2 separate regions of the Homo sapiens genome follow, and region 2 is linked to region 1. Evidence: read pairs that join two places in POLR2A ChIA-PET (ENCODE). Cell type or tissue: Caco-2. All regions are shown on one strand. Links, peaks and the distances in the headings refer to the core of each region. The heading gives the core; the rest is flanking DNA. Region 1 has its middle 25 kb from the start of KIAA0232. Region 2 overlaps TBC1D14 (TBC1 domain family member 14).

Region 1 (9,243 bases), core at 415-8,414:
TTAAAACCACTGTAGCACATCAGAGCAATGAAAAAATAGCTAACATTCATTCAGTGCTTACTCAGAGCCAGGTGCTGTGGATAACTTGATGCAGAAGATACATTTATAGTTAACATGTACATAAATGAACGTAAAAGCGAGACCATGCACATCAATGTTTCAGGAGCTGTGCCTGTTCCACTAGACAGACTGGTCACAGGCCATCACAGTTTGGGAGCCCACTTCACCCCTGCACCCACCCTCCCCGTGCCTGGCCCAGCCCCCAAAGCTGGCCGGCTGCTGGCCACTTCCACCCGCATCAGGCCTCCGGGCTGCTCCATTCCAGATGTGCCTTGAGGGCTGCGCAGCTCCTCCTGCCCGCCTCCTCCTGCCCACCTCCTCGCTGCCCGCCTCCTCCTGCCCGCCTCCTCGCTGCCCGCCTCCTCCTGCCCGCCTCCTCGCTGCCCGCCTCCTCGCTGCCCGCCTCCTCCCTGGCTGCCAGGCGGAGGCCCCCAGCTCAGCTGCAGGAAGCCTGTGAAGGCAGTCAGTGCGTTTCTGCAGCAAGAAATGGGGCCAGTGCGGAAATGTGAGCGTCAGCCCACCCTCAGCGCCCTAAGGTGGGAGACAAGGGGCATACGATGATGGTCCGGGCTGCATGGTGACAGTGGATAACCACTGCCCTGGGGGACAGAGCCGCCTTTGTCCTCCGCCTGCCGGCCCTGGTGACACGGTGTTCCTTCAGTGGCGGGAGGCCAGGGCTGCAGGCTAGAGGGAAACGGTTTCCCTGTTCTGTTGGGGGTGGGTGGCTGAAAGAATGGGAGAGCAGGATGTTAAGGGCCACATGGAGGTTACTTTACAAGATCCCTGTCCACAGACAGTTGAGAAACGAGATAGAGCCGTTACCATCTGGGACAAGAAGGGATGTTGATGAGGAAGACACCTGGGGACATTGGGCATCCTTCAGTCCAGCCCTCTCCTTTTTCAGATGGGGAAGCTGAAGTCAGGAGACAAAAAGGATTTTTCTGAGGTCACACACATGAGCCCAGGCTGCCACGGGTTGGTCTGGCCTGCACCCAGGACCCTGCGTTGTTGTGAACTGCCTTCCATGTTACAAGCCCACCAGTTTGAAGCCCAAAACAGAAAGTTATAGGGTCAGGGGAGTGTGGCTGTGAACACTGACCCTGGAGTACCCTTTCTGGATTAGCACTGTAGGCACTTATTTAATTCTAACAACCACTGTACAATGGACAGATGTGCTCTTGCTCCGTCCTACAGAGGCAGAGAGAGGGTAGCTGGGCCCACTCACATGCACTGTGAGTGTGGCCGGTGTGCAATGTGAGGTGAGGGTCGGGGCCGGCAGAAGAGGGACTGGAGGGCCACGGTGCATGAGACAGCACCATGCTTCGAATGCCCAGCCTGGGTGGAGCCATGGAAGGCTTTGAGCAGAGGAGACTGAAGCTCAGGCTTGGGAAAGGCCCCTTGGCGTCTGGGAGGGGTAGGAAGTGGGAGGAACAAGGCAGGATCCATGAACCTACTAGGAGGCAGGTGCCACGGCCCAGGAGGGCTGTGATGAGGGTCTCAGCTAGGACTGTGTCTATGGCCGTAGAGAGAAGGGACTGACCCCTGGATGACCAGAAGGCGGATATGGTAGCATTTGGTGATTGCTTGACCATGGCGCCTTGATTAAGGGATAGCTTCTAGATTTCTAGTGGAAGGTGGTGCCATCACTGAGAGAGGAGCCCAGGAGGTGGAGCAGGATGGGACCAGCCGGGCTGTGTGTGAGGTGCCCGGAGACATCCCAGGGGAAACCACCCGAGGCTCTGGGCATAGCAGAAAGATCTAGGCCAGCGGGAGAGGACTAGGAGGCCTCAGCCATCTCTGCTCCTTTCCAGCTGAGGACATTTTCAGGTGAGGTCTGCTTTCCTTGGGCAAGTGGCACACTGGTCCCTCCAGTTCTAAGAGTGCCCCCAAGGCAGCAGCCTTCATGGGGCAATGTGTCTTCTGGGGGTCTGCACAGACTTTCCAAGTGGCACATGGGCATGGAGAGTTTAAGGAACTTGATTTCCAGCTCTCCCAGTTGAGTGACACGTCAGTGTTTTCTCCCCAGCTCCACTTCCATACCCTGCTTCTCTTACCATACAGGAGGAAGGCCCCCGGATCAGAACCCAGGCCATGGGGATTGGCAGAGCTCATTTAATCCAGGCACAGAGATGGGACTTCCTGTCTTTTTTATTCCTATTAGTAGCCGACCTGGTGTTGGAAACAGGGATTTGGCCTCCTGTTGGAATGTTCTGAATTCAGGTCTATTGTAGAGCAGGGCAGGAGTGAGGACTTTTTGTTTTGTTTTTTTTGTTTTGCCTTGAATGAACACAATTCTTTTGCCTTATGTTTTCAGAGCAAGAGTCTTGTGGGATTGAGTGAAGAGCTCATTGGCAGAAAGACCAAAGGCTTCTCCACCTGTCCACACACCCATCATTCATCTAGAGCTCAGAAGTGGGGTGATGGTCACGGAGATGGATATTGCCCCCTTAATTTGAACTGAAAGATGAAGACACGCTTTCCTCTTGGGGAAAGCATGTCTGATTGGCTTATTGGACCAACAATGAGGACTGGCTTTGCCAACTGCTTGTACAGTGGATATTTCCCATGAATCAGATGAATTAAGTCTATAGCTGCAACATTTTGTCAAAAATATGGCCGGGCGCGGTGGCTCACGCCTGTAATTCCAACACTTTGCGATGCCGAGGCAGAGAGATCACCTGAAGTCAGGAGTTCAAGACCAGCCTGGCCAACATGGCAAAACCCCGTCTCTACTAAAAAAAAAAAAAAATACAAAAATTAGCCTAGCATGGTGGCATGTGTCTGTAAATCCCAGCTACTCAGGAGGCTGAGGCAGAAGAATTGCTTGAACCTGGGAGGTGGAGGTTGCAGTGAGCCAAGATCATGCCATCACTCCAGCCTGGGTGACAGAGCAAGACTCCATCTCAAAAAAAAAAAAAAAAAAAAAAAAAAAATATATATATATATATATATATATATGAATCATATTACAAGAGCCTTTAACAATAGTTTGGGGGGAAAGTATATTGAAATTAAAAACATTAAATTTTTCCAATTCTTTCTGCAAATGTCTGGTTAAACAAGGTGCCTTTATTTAAGTGAAAGAGTGACAGGTATAATCACCAGCTCCTGGGTGACTCTTGGAAAACTCTTTTTGGTGCACTGTTATGCTGGACCCCTGTTGACTTCAATAGGGATGGCACCATGTTCCAGAGACTGGAGAATGAGACATGGGGTTTATTGAGGGGACTTACATACAGGGTGGTCCAGCGGTAGTTGGCTGGGCAAGAGAACCACAGTTGCTTGTAAAAAGGTTGCAGTTTATGTAGCCTTTTCCCTTGGCACCCTACCTCCCCCCGGCAACCTCCACCTGGCAACCTTCATCTAACCCAAAACAAGGAGATCAGGCTGTGATCTCCTGCACAGCCTGAGTTCCATGGGATGAGCTGGGGGCTCAGATGTTCCTCAGATAAGGAATGAATCTCCGGGCTGGCCACTCCCAGATTCCTTAGCTTGGAACTAGGAACACACATTCTTCTCAGATCCTGGGGTCATTCTCAGGGGTGTGCTTATGTCACGCTCTTGCTGTCAGGTGTGTCTGCCATATATGCACTTGCCCAGAAACTGAGAAAGTGAAGGACTCTAGAGACTGAGTAACAAATCCCTGCATAAACCAGGCGTTTCCAACACATTGAAGAAAATCCTAACCAAGTTGTCCACTGACTGATCAAAAAAACAATCCAGATCAAACCTGTCCAGCCCACGACTTGCGGGCTATATGCAATCCAGGATGGCTTTGAATGCAGCCCAAACACAAATTTGTAAACTTTCTTAACTTTCTTAAAATATTATGAGTTTTTTGTGATTTTTTTAAGCTCACCAGCTATTGTTAATATTAGTGTATTTTATGAGTGGCCCAAGACAATTCTTCTTCCAATGTGGCCCAGGGAAGTCAAAAGATTGGACTCCCTGATTTAGATGATGGAGCATCGTTATGTGACTTTTTTGGCCATGTATCTTTTAAGACATTCAGAGAATTAAGTGACATTTCTTTTTTATTTCTTTTTCTTTTTTTTTTTTCGATATGAAGTCTTACTCTGTCACCCAGGCTGGGAGTGCAGTGGCGTGATCTCAGCTCACTGCAACCTTCTCCTCCCGGGTTCAAGTGATTCTTGTGCCTCAGCCACCCGAGTAGCTGGAATTACAGGCATGTACCATGATTCCTGGGGAAGTTTTGTATTTTTAGTAGAGACGGGGGTTTCGCCATATTGCCCAGGCTGGTCTTGAACTCTTGACCTCAAGTGATCCACCCACCTTGTGCTGGGATTACAGCCATGCTGGGATTACAGGCATTAGTGCTGGGATTACAGGCATGCTGGGATTATAGGCATGCTGGGATTACAGGTGTGAGCCACTGTGCCTGGCCTTAAGTGACATTTCTATAACAAATATTCTTCCCTTTCCATCCACTTCTTTATATGAATAAATTTTCTACATGTTTTGTATCTATAAATACAAAAAAGAATAAAACCTACCCTAAACCATGTCTCATTCTAGCTATAAGAAATATTAATCTGCAGATGTCATGAACTACTTCAGAAAACAAGGCCTATTTGTGTAATTAACACATTTCTAATAACAATCTACTTTTATGTTCAATAATTACTTATCAAATACATAACATAATGTAGATATTTTTTTTGAGATGGAGTTTCGCTCTTGTTGCCCAGGCTGGAGTGCAATGGTGTGATCTCGGCTCACTGCAACCTCTGCCTCCCAGGCCCAAGCAATTCTCCTGCCTCAGCCTCTTGAGCAGCTGGGACTACAGGCGTGCACCACCATGCCTGGCTAATTTTTTTTTTTTTTTTTTTTTTTTTTTTGGAGACGGAGTTTTGCTCCTGTTGCCCAGGCTGGAGTGCAATGGGCTCTCTTGGCTCACCACAACCTCTGCCTCCCAGGTTCGAGCGATTCTCCTACCTCAGCCTCCCAAGTAGAAGGGATTACAGGCATGCTCCACCATGCCCGGCTAATTTTTTATTTTTAGTGAGACGGAATTTCTCCATGTTGGTCAGGCTGGTCTCAAACTCCCGACCTGAAGTGATCCTCCCTCAGCCTCCCAAAGTGCTGGGATTACAGGCTTGAGCCACTACACCAGGCTAATTTTTTGTATTTTATTAGAAACAATGGGATTTCACCATGTTGCCAAGGTGGTCTCGATCTCCTGAGCTCAGGCGATCCATCCGCCTCAGCCTCCCAAAGTGCTGGGATTACAGGCGTGAGCCACCGCACTTGGCCACAATTTTGTTTTAAAATGTCAACATTTACAATACATTAGAGCTGGGCATGGTTGCTCATGCTTGTAATCCCAGCACTTTGGGAAACTGAGGAGGGAGGATTGCTGGAGGCCAGGAGTTCAAGACCAGCCTGGGCAACAAAGCAAGCCCCCATCTCTAGAAAAATACATGTATTTTTAATTAGCCGTGTGCAGTGGTGTGCACCTGTAGTCCCAGCTACTCAGGAGGCTAAAGTGGGAGAATTTGCTTGAGCCCACGAGTTTGAGGTTGTAGCGAGCTATGATGGTAGCATTGCACTAAAGCCTGGGTGACACAGCAAGTCCTTGTCTTAAAAAAAAATTAGAAATAGCATATTTGCAGCTGTGTAAGTATAGGGAAAAAATGTGGAGAGTCAACGTATAAATATACAAGGGAGTACATAATGGGACTCCTCCTCCCAATTTTTTTTTTTAATTTATTTTTTTATTGATAATTCTTGGGTGTTTCTCACAGAGGGGGATTTGGCAGGGTCACGGGACAATAGTGGAGGGAAGGTCAGCAGATAAACAAGTGAACAAAGGTCTCTGGTTTTCCTAGGCAGAGGACCCTGCGGCCTTCCGCAGTGTTTGTGTCCCTGGGTACTTGAGATTAGGGAGTGGTGATGACTCTTAACGAGCATGCTGCCTTCAAGCATCTGTTTAACAAAGCACATCTTGCACCGCCCTTAATCCATTCAACCCTGAGTGGACACAGCACATGTTTCAGAGAGCACAGGGTTGGGGGTAAGGTCACAGATCAACAAGATCCCAAGGCAGAAGAATTTTTCTTAGTGCAGAACAAAATGAAAAGTCTCCCATGTCTACTTCTTTCTACACAGACATGGCAACCATCCGATTTCTCAATCTTTTCCCCACCTTTCCCCCCTTTCTATTCCACAAAACCGCCATTGTCATCATGGCCCGTTCTCAATGAGCTGTTGGGTACACCTCCCAGACGGGGTGGTGGCCGGGCAGAGGGGCTCCTCACTTCCCAGTAGGGGCGGCCGGGCAGAGGCGCCCCTCACCTCCCGGACGGGGCGGCTGGCCGGGCGGGGGGCTGACCCCCCCACCTCCCTCCCGGATGGGGCGGCTGGCCAGGCGGGGGGCTGACCCCCCCCACCTCCCTCCCGGACGGGGCGGCTGGCCGGGCAGGGGGGCTCCTCACTTCCCAGTAGGGGCAGCCGGGCAGAGGCGCCCCTCACCTCCCGGACGGGGCGGCTGGCCGGGCGGGGGGCTGACCCCCCCACCTCCCTCCCGGACGGGGCGGCTGGCCCCAATTTTTTATTATTTAAATTTTTTTAGACATGTTCTTGCTGGAGTGAGGCTGGAGTGCAGTGGTGCGATTGTAGCTCACTGCAGCCCTGAACTCCTCAACTCCACCAATCCTCACACCTCAGCCTCCTGAGTAGCTGGGACTGCAGGCATGTGCCGCCTGGCTAATTTTTAAATTTTTATAGAGATAAGATCTCGCTATGTTGCCCTGGCTGATCCCGAACTGCTGGCCTCAAGCAATCCACCATGCCTAGCCACCGAAAATGTTTAAGGCTTATATGAGTCCAGAAAGTTTGAAGATCATGATTCCAAGGATACCTCTTCAAAAGCAAACCAGAGCAGGAGGAGGTAGTTTTCCCAGTCTCTGTAATTTAGGAGTGTAATTTGTACTTGTTTGTTTGAAGGCACGTGGAAATGATGTTTGCTGTTGGTTGAAGGTCTGCCCAGAAGACATCCCCTAGGTCCAGTTTAGAGGTCAAGGTCAGCCCTCTCTGGGCAGGCCAGGCTCTCTGGCAGCACTGACCATGTGCAGGCAGCAGGCCAAAGGGCCAGAGCCAGGTCAGCTGCTGCCCCCAGGGTGGGTGGAGCTCACAGAGGCCCCAGCTCTTCTAAGGTAGGGTTGGAGCCTCTTCCTGCAATGGAAGGTTGGGGGACAGGGTGATGAGACACTGATGCTTCCAAGGGGTATATGGACACATGTTGGGAGTGTCACCAATAAAGGCCATACACACCCCAAAAATCTGCCTCTGCAATGGCACACCAACAGCCACTAATGGTAGTTATTATTGTGTGCTTACCTTGTGCCAGGCAGTAGCCTTAAGTGCCTTCTGTATACTGCACTATGTTATTTAATCTTCCAATGATTAGAAACCCAGGCAGCCTGACTCAAAGGAGGTGAGGCTGGGTGCCATTTTCCTCTTCCATTAATTGAAAGGGTCATAATAACAAACATTCCTTATTTCAGAGTTTAATGTTATTTTAAACTATTAATTCAGACTTATGAATTAGGAATGATTAGAAACCCAGGCAGCCTGACTCAAAGCCGTGTCATGTGGGACACTGGTGTCAACACAGACATTCTAGACTCTGAAGGGTCAATGTGAGACCTTGCTCTTCAAAGCATTACATCTCTCTGATCCTCGGTTTTCCCATCTGCAAAATGGGTTCATAAGAGCTGTCTTACCAGACCTTTGGGTTCTAAAGCCTTCCAGGCAGCGGCAGCTGCTCTTCACCTGAGAGGGACTTTGCCATCATCAGAAAAGTTTGTACCTGATTTAGGAGGCTGAAATCTTAATTTTAAAGTGTCAGGTAAGGAAATAGGGAGAACAAACCACTCTTTTTTGGTGGCCTCTCTAGTTGGCTCTGTTTGGACCACCCTCTGGCATTTTCCACACCTTGGGCATCCCCAGCTCCCACTTGGAGCCTGAACAACTATTTCTCCCAAACTCCAAATGCCATAGCACCTGCAGGATGCCTGAGGCCGTCTGGACAATTCTCAGGCTGCCCCTATTAGACATCTCTGGTAAGTGGATGGGAGCTGGCCTAGAGAAGTCAGGGTATGTTTGAGTTGGAGCCCAGAGACCAGGGTCTCACCCTGCAAAACCATTTACTTTGTGATCCCGGTCAGCTGGCTTAGCCTCTGGGAGCCTCGTTCCTTCACTCATCCGTGCCCACCAGTGCCACTCATCAGGGCTGGGCGCTACGGACTCAGGGACGAGTCAGACAGGCCCATCCCTCCCAGCCTGCTAGTTTCATAGGAGAGGCAGACAAGGAAACAGAGTGATGGGTAGGGTGATCCCTTCTGCCTGGGAGAAGCCGGGTGCCTGGGCTATCAGGAGGACTTCTTGGAGGATGTGAGGCTGGGTGCCATTTTCCTCTTCCGTTAATTGAAAGGGTCATAATAATGAACATTTTTTATTTCCGAGTTTAATGTTATTTTAAACTATTACTATAAAAGTAACACATGCTCATGGTGAAAACTTTCAAGAGAACAGAAAGGTATTGAGTGAAAAATCTCATTCCTTGCCCATCCCCAGAAGGAACTAATTGCTGTTCACAGTTTCTCATGAAGTCTTCTAGAAATGTTCCCTGTGTATGGAAACATACATGGAACAAACATCAAAAGCCCAAATAAATAATAATAGCTCCCACTTGAGTGTCTGCTAGGGGCCCCCTCACCCATTGCGCTTGCTTTTCCGTGTAATGATAGACCTTGGACATATTTCTAGGTCCACAATCAACTTTCCAAGGTACCGCAAGAGAAACCCGGAACATCTTAGGGGCAAGTGAACGAACAGTTCCTTTCCTGGTGCCTTCATCTGAATAGGCCTAGCTCTGAGCCGGCCCCGCAGGTCCATCCTCCCATCGAAACCTCCCTGTGGTTGGGCCATTGTCGCATCTGTTTTCAGATGGGGAATCTGGGGCTCAGAAAGCACAGCAGGGTTCTGAGGCTGCACGGTGACCAAAGGCAGGTCCGTGCCGTGGCGGACCCCACAGGGCTCTGGAGCCAGAAGGAGGCCACGCTGTCCTCGGAGTCCTGGTTTCCGGAAGCGAGCAGGATTAAATATAACCCAGGCAGGCAGGAGGCGGGTGTTGAAAGCACAGGCTTAACCAAAAAGTGC
Region 2 (9,160 bases), core at 1-8,000, 190 kb before region 1:
GATCTCGGCTCACTGCAAGCTCCACCTCCCGGGTTCACGCCACTCTCCTGCCTTAGCCTCCCAAGTAGCTGGGACTACAGGCACCCGCCACCACAGCCGGCTAATTTTTTTGTATTTTTAGTGGAGACGGGGTTTCACCGTGGTAGTCAGGATGGTCTCGATCTCCTGACCTCGTGATCTGCCTGCCTCGGCCTCCCAAAGTGCTGGGATTACAGGCTTGAGCCACCGCGCCTGCCCTAATTTTTTTATTTTTAGTAGCGACAGGGGTCTCACCACGTTGGCCAGGCTGGTCTTGAACTCCTGAACTCAAGTGATCCGCCCGCCTCGGCCTCCCAAAGTGCTGGGATTACAGGCGTGAGCCACTGCGCCGGCCTAACTTAGATTTTTACAAGGAGAGAGAGAGATGGCAGAGCAAAAATGCCCATGTAACTTAGTACAAAACAGTACTAAGAAAAATACTAATTTATTCTTAATCTCCACCTAATAGTAAGGAAAAGAGGAGAGGAGGACTTAACAATAAGTTTGTAAGTAGCACAAATTATGAGGGGTCTAGGGATTGCATTTCAGGGAAGGAATGACATTACTATGTTCCTTCCATATTAGAAATCTTAAGGAGTAAGATCTGACTTAAGGTGGGAGGGGATATACGTGGGATTTAGACTCAGGCAGGTCAGGAGCTCAAATCCCAGCTTCGTAACAAGCTGCCTGATGTTAGGCAAGAAATGAACCTCTCTAGCCTCAGTTTTACCATCTGTAGAATGGAGATATCATCAATCAGTTACCATCAGAGTTTGTGTCTGTTAACTCTGCTTATTAATAAATAACACTAAGGGGCCGGATGTGGTGGTTCACGCCTGTAATCCCAGCACTTTGGAAGGCCGAGGCAGGTGGATCACAAGGTTAGGAGTTCGAGACCAGCATGACCAACATGATGATACCCCGTCTCTACCAAAAATAATACAAAAATTAGCTGGGCCTGGTGGCACGCACCTGTAATCCCAGCTACTCAGGAGAATCGCTTGAACCCGGGAAGCAGAGGTTACAGTGAGCCAAGATTGCACCATTGCACTCCAGCCTGGGTGACAGAGCAAGACTCTGTCTCAAAAATAATAATAATACAAGTAAAATAAATAAATAACACTAAGAGCAGTCTGTTAATTATATAGGCCCAAGCATCTCCTCTCATTTAATCCTAACCTTATTCATCCATGTCATTTTTTTCATTCAACAAATACATATTGAGAACCAACTATGTTCTAGGTGCTATGCCATGTACTGGGAATATAGTTCCTGATGACCGGAAATGTAGGTACCCATCCTCACGGGGCTTGTCTTGAAGAAGAGAAAATTCAGAGACAGAACCTTGCCTCAGATCGTGCGATAAAGTGCCTATATTTGAGCTGAAGTCTGAATTGAAAGTCCATTCTTTCTACTGGTGGCTCTGAACCCTCTGCGTGCTAGAGTCACCCGGGGAGTTTTCAAGCATCCTGAGGCGCAGGTTTCACCCCAAACCAATGAAAATCAATCTCTGAGGGGAGAATGCATATATTAATTTTTCTTTGTTAAGTTTGCCAGGTAATCCTACTGTGCAGCTAGGACTGAGAACTTCGCTCCTTAATAAGTCTTTCCCCTCCCATGCTATCTCATTTCTTTAATGCTTTCTTTCATCTTTTTTTTTTTTTTTTTTTTTTTTTTTTTTTTTTGAGACGCAGTTTTGCTCTAGTTGCCCAGGCTGGAGCGCAATGGCGCGATCTCGGCTCACCGCAACCTCCGCCTCCCGGGTTCAAGCGATTCTCCTGCCTCAGCCTCCTGAGTAGCTGGGATTACAGGCGCGTTGCCACCACGCTCGGCTAATTTTGCATTTTTAGTAGAGACGGGGTTTCTCCATGTTGGTCAGGCTGGTCTCGAACTCCAAACCTCAGGTGATCCGCCCACCTCAGCCTCCCAAAGTGCTGGGATTACAGGCGTGAGCCACCACGACCAGCTATGCTTTCTTTAATCTATGTGAATTTAAGATAACTCCTTTCCAGCCCTTTCCGTGGACAGTGAATTATTTCAGATTTTTTTTCAAGCTACGCCAACATTTCTACTCACTCAAGAAAAATCAAACTGTAAACACCTGCCTTACAGCACAAACTCTCCTATTATCTTCTTGTTCCTGTATTTTCACTGATCCAGGCTGTGTGCTGATTCCTAACCCAGCAGGCTTCTAAAGCTCAGTGGCATGTGGCCCGCCCCTACACCCCAGCAAATACAGGCCATTTCTCCTGGAGCCCTTGTCTCCTTTCACATGGAAAATGCCAAGCTCAGAGCCTGACACAATGTAGCCCCTGCCCATGAAGATTCAAACCTCCCACTCTCACACCAGCTCCAGGAACCTGACTCTATATGGCACTAGTGAACAGAACCAAGTCACGTTCTGCTAGTGTCCCAGGGCCAATCAGGAACATGAGCTGGGGTTAGCTGGGGATTGGGGATGACTGAGATCTAGGCCCTGTCCTTAAGGAGCTCCAGTAAGAGCAAGACACCTGAAACACCACTGGACTAAAAGGAAGCTGCAGAGGAGACGGGAGAGGAGCACGCATGCCCGGAAGGCCACCTCTGCCCCGGGGATAGTGAGAAGGTTCCTGGAAGGGGTGTCAGCTGTGCTGGGAACCAGTGACGCTGTGTCCAGCCAGTCCCGTGGAACCAGTGCAGGGATGAGGAGGACAGGAGAAACCTGGACATCCCCGCATTCTGTAAACCAGAGGACCCGGGGAGGACTAATTTTCCTACGCCTCAATTTACAGGAACCAGAGGCCAGAGCCATGGTGAATTCCAACCGCCCATCAGCCACTGCTTGGAGCATGCTCGTTTGTAAAACAGAGGCTGGGCTCTCACTAACAGTGAACTCCATCTGCCAAGGACAGACGGCTCCCGGCAGGGCCATCACCCCAGGGAGGACAGGCCAGAGCTGACAGGGGCCCGAGACGCTGGTCATGAAGCAGCAAGTCCCAGGAACTCGGTCCTAAGGAAATCATCTGAAAGGCAGGCACCGCACTCTGAAGCCCATGGGGAATTCCATCATCAAAACGCAGACGCAAAAAGCCATTTCCTTATTGCTGGACAAGCAAATGATTCACAGGATGAAATCCTACAAAGACATTAATAAGCATACGAACACGTTTTAATTGTGCTGAGAAATGTTTCCTCTACGTAGAAAAGCAGGACACCAAACGATGGAAACAGCATCCATTTTTATCTGTTTAAAATTCAAAGTCTGCAAGGAAATAAAAAAAGAAGGAAAAATCAGGGGTAGGTGTTAAAAAGGACAAAAATAGAACGACGCCGAAGTTTTCCTGCGCATTTTTAAACAAAGAGAAGCTTTAAGAAACGTATCTAAGCTAAAAAGATCTATCACACACACAAAAAAACCCAAACCCCCGGCAGAACGCGCCGGCTTCACAGACACCGCAGATGGGTGCCGTGCCCGCGATCGGAAACCCAAACGGCTGTGACCCCATATGGGAGACCGAATTGTTGGGGAGGTCTGCTCTCAAGACCCAGAACAATCATAGAATTTAAAAGAAACATATTTAGATTTAAAAGTTAAGTGTGCCAGATCCCTTTATTACTTTTTTTAGATTCACATTCACTCAAGGTTATCTGCTGACCACCTGCACCGGCTCGGAAAACCACAGGAGGACGGTGTGGCCCCAGCTCTCCAGAAGCTCAAGGTTCCAGGAGGGGGCGGGGAGTGGGCTAGTGTGGTCTCAAAGAAGTCCAGGGACTGTGGGGTCCACATTAGAGGTCTGGGAGAGGTTGGGGTGATCAAAGAAGGCTTCCTAGAGGAGGTGTCACTTAAGCTGAATCCTAAGGGACAAACAAGAATTTGCCCGGGAGAGGCAGCAGAACAGGCAAGGTGCAGAGGCAGGGCGTCACTGGCTCTGAGCACTGGCACCACTGGTGGCCAGAGATGCAGGCAGCAGCCAGATCCTGCACGCCCCGTAGGCCACACCAACTGGTCTGGACTTCATCCTCCAGGTGGTGGGAACTATCACTTGGGCAAGAGAATGAGAGGGGTATTCAACTAATCGGTTTCAGGCATTTAATTCTCAAGAAGAAGGGAGAGGGGCAGAGGGAGGAAGGAAAAGACATCACAGCCGAGGCTCCCAGTTATTCACCAAACCCATTTCCTCGTTGTCCTGGGCGCAGTCCTCTTTCCTGGCTTCCCTCACAGGTAGGGGCAGCATTCCAGCCAATTAACTCTGAGTGGAGTTGTGTGTGCCGCTTCAGGCACGGCTGGCTCTCAGAACTCCCACACTGGTCCCTACACACGCTCTCCCCTGCTTTGGTGTAATACCGAACAACCCAGCAAGCTTCTGCTGAAAACGATGGGGCCACAGGACGGAAGGAACCTAGGGGAGCATGGCCTGGAAATCAACCTCCGTTGTGTTTGAAGCTTTATGTATATTTCAAGTTTGTTACAGCAGCGAACATTCATCCACCTAACTAGATATTAATGTATTTGTCCCAGGAATTTTGCCTGCCACTCAATTTCTTCTGCTTTAAAAATAACTGCTCTCAAACGAACCTCTAAAAGGGATAAAATCTATCCCAGGCAAAAAACTTACAGTGAATGAACAGCCAGGTATTAGGGTAAGGGTGACCCAGGAGATATGGTTCCTCATCCCACCCACTGGCCCCTCACCTTCCTTCTTCCTCGTGCCTGGTTCTGCAGGATGTGGGGGCGGGGAAGGCAGAGCCCACTCCTTTTGACCCGCCTTCCCCGCCTCACTCCTCCCACCACAGAAAATGTGTTTAACACCCAGATCTGAAACCTAAAAGGAGGTCAGAGCTTAAAGCTAACCTCTAACTTTCAAACGCCTATAAACATGTACCTGTAACACTTGGTACCCAGAGCCTGGGTTGTAAAAGCCTCTTGCTAGAGGCAAGGGGGAATGAACAGGAAAACTGGACTGAAACTGGACTGCTGTGGGGCCCAAAAGGGCTATTCTGCAACTCTAGATGACTCACCATTCTTCCATATACAGAATCTTACAGGATTCTTGAGATAAACCACAGCTATTCACAACAAAGAATCAGCAAAACTGGAGTTGAAACAGCTCGCAGTTACAAACCCAGCTCGCTCAACATAAACAGGAACTGATTTGATGTGGCAATCTAGTAAGATGTGTGCACATGAAAAATACAGAAGGCATGAAATAATTCAGTGTTACTTGTACTGAATATTCTAAAAATAAAAAAGATGTGTAAATATTTTAAATAATCTCCTATTTAAGATAGGAAATAGGAGGAAACCGTTTTAATTACTGCATTATTCTATGATATTTTCCACTAACATCTGAAAAGCAGAACAGATTCTATCCCTATCTGGGCAAAGGGAAGTTAATTTATGAGTAGCAAGTGGCTGATGGCTGAAGAACTGCTTTGCAGGAATGGGCTTGCCCATGGGTTTCTCAAAGCCCGTGTATTCCTGTGGTCCCACACCAGTTCTCCTGCATTTCATACTGAATCGCCACCTCCCAGGCTGAACCTAACCTCACCTAGGGCAGAAGGAAGGTGGGCTGGCAAAGGACCTAAACACACACCTGGAGCCTCCAGGAAGATGGGCGTACTGTTTCCTGAGGCTGCCTGCAAGCCTGAGGAAGTTCCATGAACACAGGAGGTCTGACGTATCTGGAGCAAATTCATTCTCCTTTTACCCCATCCCACAAAACAACCTTGCCCTCTGTGCATTTTCTAAGGACATCAACACCTTCCAGAAACCAGGGCAGAAACACTGCCTTGTCTGTGGGACAAGTCACAGGAACAGATGTGCAAGCTGAGGAAGGTCTTTTTTGGTTCAGTTCACGCCATTCCTGAATGTTACTGACACTCCACAGCTTCACAGCAAGTGTCTGCCTTCCCCACAGGAAGACGATGTCAGGAGCAACATAAAGTGGTAAGAACTTAAAGAGCTGCTTTTGGCCGGGCGCAGTGGCTCATGCCAGGAATCCCAGCACTTTGGGTGGCCAAGACGGCAAATCACCTGAGCTCCGGAGTTTGAGACCAGCCTGGCTAACATGGTGAAACCCTGTCTTTACTAAAAATACAAAAATTAGCCAGGCGTGGTGGCGGACGCCTGTAGTCCCAGCTACCCGGGAGGCTGAGGCAGGAGAATCGCGAGAACCTGGGAGGCAGAGGTTGCAGTGAGCCAAGATCATGCCATTGCACTCCAGCCTGGGCCACAGAGTGAGACCGCATCTCAAAAAAAAAAAAAAAAAAAAAAAGCTGCTTTCCTCAGATACAGGCAAGTTTCCCAGCCCACCAACAGAAGGAAATGGACCATCAAACCCAGGTGGGATTCAGAACAAACATCTCGAGCACTGGTTGATCACGGAACAGCCAACCTGCTTTCATCAAGTCATTAATAGCCAAGATAAATCGCTCGTGTTTACCCTCAAGAACTGATTCAATCCTTTTTCTCCATTTTCCCTTTCCTGCAGTGCCTCCCTTAGGCAAGTCCTCATTACCATTCATTTGTTCATTCATTCGTTCATTCATGCCATAAGCCGGGACGCGGTGATCCCTAACACCTCCTAGTAAGTGCTGCATGGACTGCTGTAACAGGCACTTCCCAAGCACAGCCTCCTGGCTGCCAGCTCGGAGACAGGTAAGACACAAGAACATAGAGCACTGTGTCCAGCCGCCCAGCCGGCCAGGCAGAGCAGACTTTCAGATCTTTGGCTCTATGACTGCACTCTCTCAATCTCCACCAGGTTCTTTGTCCCCTCACTGGAAGGCACAACAGGCACCTTCAGAATACATCTCTGAGGGGTGTAGGCTCCTCCCCCACCCCCGTCATCTCCCATATTTAAATGTGCACTAGAGGTCACAGGGAGGGTCAAACACACCCTCAGGCAAGAACCTCAACCCCAGCAAGGCTGACTCCAGGCAGGGCCCTCCCCGCTATACCTATCTGACCAGCACCCCCACCTGCCACCTGGCCTGGGTTTCCTTCCCCTTCCCCGGAGCCCTGAGGGCGGTTCTTTCTGTAGACCTCTCTGGGCTACACACATTCCATTATGGATTTGCTCGTTTCACACCCACTGTGTGCTGCTGTTACACATCAAGAACAACAAAGGTTCAAGTCACAGATTGTCCCACAGACCAGGGCTGAACAACAGAACTTCCTGCATGGTGGAAATGTACTAATCTGAGCCGCCCAACGGGGTGGCCACAAGCCACATGTGGCTACTGAGCGCCTGACTGGCCAGAGTGACTAAGAAACTGAATTTTCCATTTCGGGTAATTTTAACTCAATTTAAATAGCTACATGGGGCTAGTGGCTAACACACTGGACGGCAGTTTGATATTCTAGTAACTAAAGCACCAGCTGCGCCCCAATATACGACTCCAGGCAGCCAAAAGGGATGACTCTGCTGAGCATGCGTGAGGTGCCGCGGGAGCCAGGGGCACAGGCCGCTGGTGCCCATTTCTCAAGGAGCCTGGTGTAGGTCGTGACGCCTGAAAAGCAAGGCCAGTCCCCGCCGGCCTCAGGGCCTTCGTCTCCACTGTGTCCTTCGGAAGAACACGCTTCACCCGCACACCACTCACATCTTTGCTCAAATGCTGCTTTCCCACCAAAGCCCTCCCTGACCCCCCTGTGTAAAGTGGAGCCTCTCCCAGCTTTCCCATGCCACCTCCACACCACCACCCCACCCCCACCCCTCTCCTCAGGAACTCTGCCACAGGACTCACAGCCTGGCACTGAGCATCCCTTATCAGTCTCTGCAGTGTGGTCTCAGTCGACTATCTTGCCGTTGGGTGCTTTGATTTGGGAGAAGTGGGTGTGTTGACCGTTACATCCCCAAGACTGACGCAGGTATGCTGACCACTACATCCCCAGGACCGGGTCCTCGGGCAGATAATCTCTAAGAAAAGGGATGACGTCTGAATTCAACCATCTGGCAAGCACTTGCTGAGTTCTAATGAGCACCAGCGTACAATAAGTGAGAGGCAGTCCCTCGAGGGGTGCGCATGCTTCTGGGGGGGACCTGGTCGGGTGGCATTGCGCATGAGAGGTGCCCCAGCCACAGAGCTGGGAGTCGACACACAGCAAAGGGGGCCATTCTTCCTGGGGGGGGCTCCTGTGGATTCTTCTCATTTATGCAGCAGGAAGAGGCAGGCAGGAAAACCATTCCAGGAGGGGTCTCCAGGCCTGCAGGAGGACAGCAGGGACTACTGCTGATTCCAGAAGGTTCTTCCTGCTGGAAGATGCCGAGACCGCCTGACGCAACTCTGCATTTCACACGTGGGAAAGCTGTGTCTGCAAAGCGACTTGCCCCAGATGCAGAGGGAGTGGGTGGCAGAGCCAGGATGCCGTCCACTGCTGATGAGGAAGAGGCCACCGGCTGAGCCGGAGAGGGTTTCACTAGCATCTCTTCCCCATGGTGTCCACGGTGCTTTCCCATGCAGCACTCAGGCCAGCCCACAGAGCCTGGGGGATGGCGCCGCTGCTGCACTACTGCACAACCAGATCTCCACTCCTGCAGCCGGGACGGATACTCTTCAGAGTGCGGCTGCAGGGGAGGAACCCAATGACCTGAAACAATGGAACACTGGGCCCCTGGGAGGCCAGCCCGAGCCACAGCCCCTGCACAGCTGTGGTGACAGACATGCTCACCCCGGCATCTCTCCTGTGCCCCCTGGGTGAATGCGGGATCCACGAGGCACACAGAAGGCCCGCGAGGCAAGGCTGGTCCTCTCATGGAGGCTGGAGAGGGCTTCCTGGCAGTGGCTAAACATCTGCAGAAATGATCTAGGGATGTGGATCCTCAGAGAAGCAGTGAGAAGGCGTCCCTGAATGAGCGAGCCCCACCTCTCTGCAGACCTGGTCCTGGGGAGGGGGAGCTGCCAGGCTGGTGCCTGGTGGGAAGGCCAAGGGGACACCTGCTGTGGGCAGCCAGCTGGGAGTGAGGCTGGGATCCCCTGGAGAGGGCCAAGGACTGAAGAAGAGGAAGTGGCGCCTCACGCTCGTGTGACCACGATCCCTGTTCCTCCCAGATGTTTCCTCTTGGCATTGACTTCCCCCCTTGCTATCCTGGCCTGGCCCTCTCCAGAGGAGCATGTGAGGTTATGTCCACCCAAGGGCAGGGTGGCCGAGCATGGCACCACT

What was found. Peaks named below come from ENCODE experiments on the same cell type or tissue, not always from the same donor. Only the 100,000 strongest peaks of a DNase experiment are listed, where the experiment ranks them.
Region 2: POLR2A ChIA-PET joins it to region 1 with 13 read pairs; 4 of 35 experiments call an interaction of 5 or more read pairs at or near these places.

Annotation. Positions count from the first base shown.
Region 1 is chr4:6,753,210-6,762,452 of GRCh38, reverse strand. No RefSeq gene overlaps it. Among named protein-coding and RNA genes, the nearest start is that of KIAA0232, 25 kb to the left of the region's middle. In Caco-2, for the core only: no CTCF peak of the experiment used is centred there; a DNase peak (open chromatin) is centred at 3,542.
Region 2 is chr4:6,938,293-6,947,452 of GRCh38, reverse strand. The region is part of intron 2 of TBC1D14 (TBC1 domain family member 14); the gene reads right to left. Among named protein-coding and RNA genes, the nearest start is that of TBC1D14, 33 kb to the right of the region's middle. RefSeq lists enhancers at 2,058-2,883, 2,884-3,709, 3,710-4,535, 5,080-5,149, 7,005-7,134 and 2 more and a silencer at 8,567-8,616. In Caco-2, for the core only: a CTCF peak has its summit at 3; a DNase peak (open chromatin) is centred at 4,950.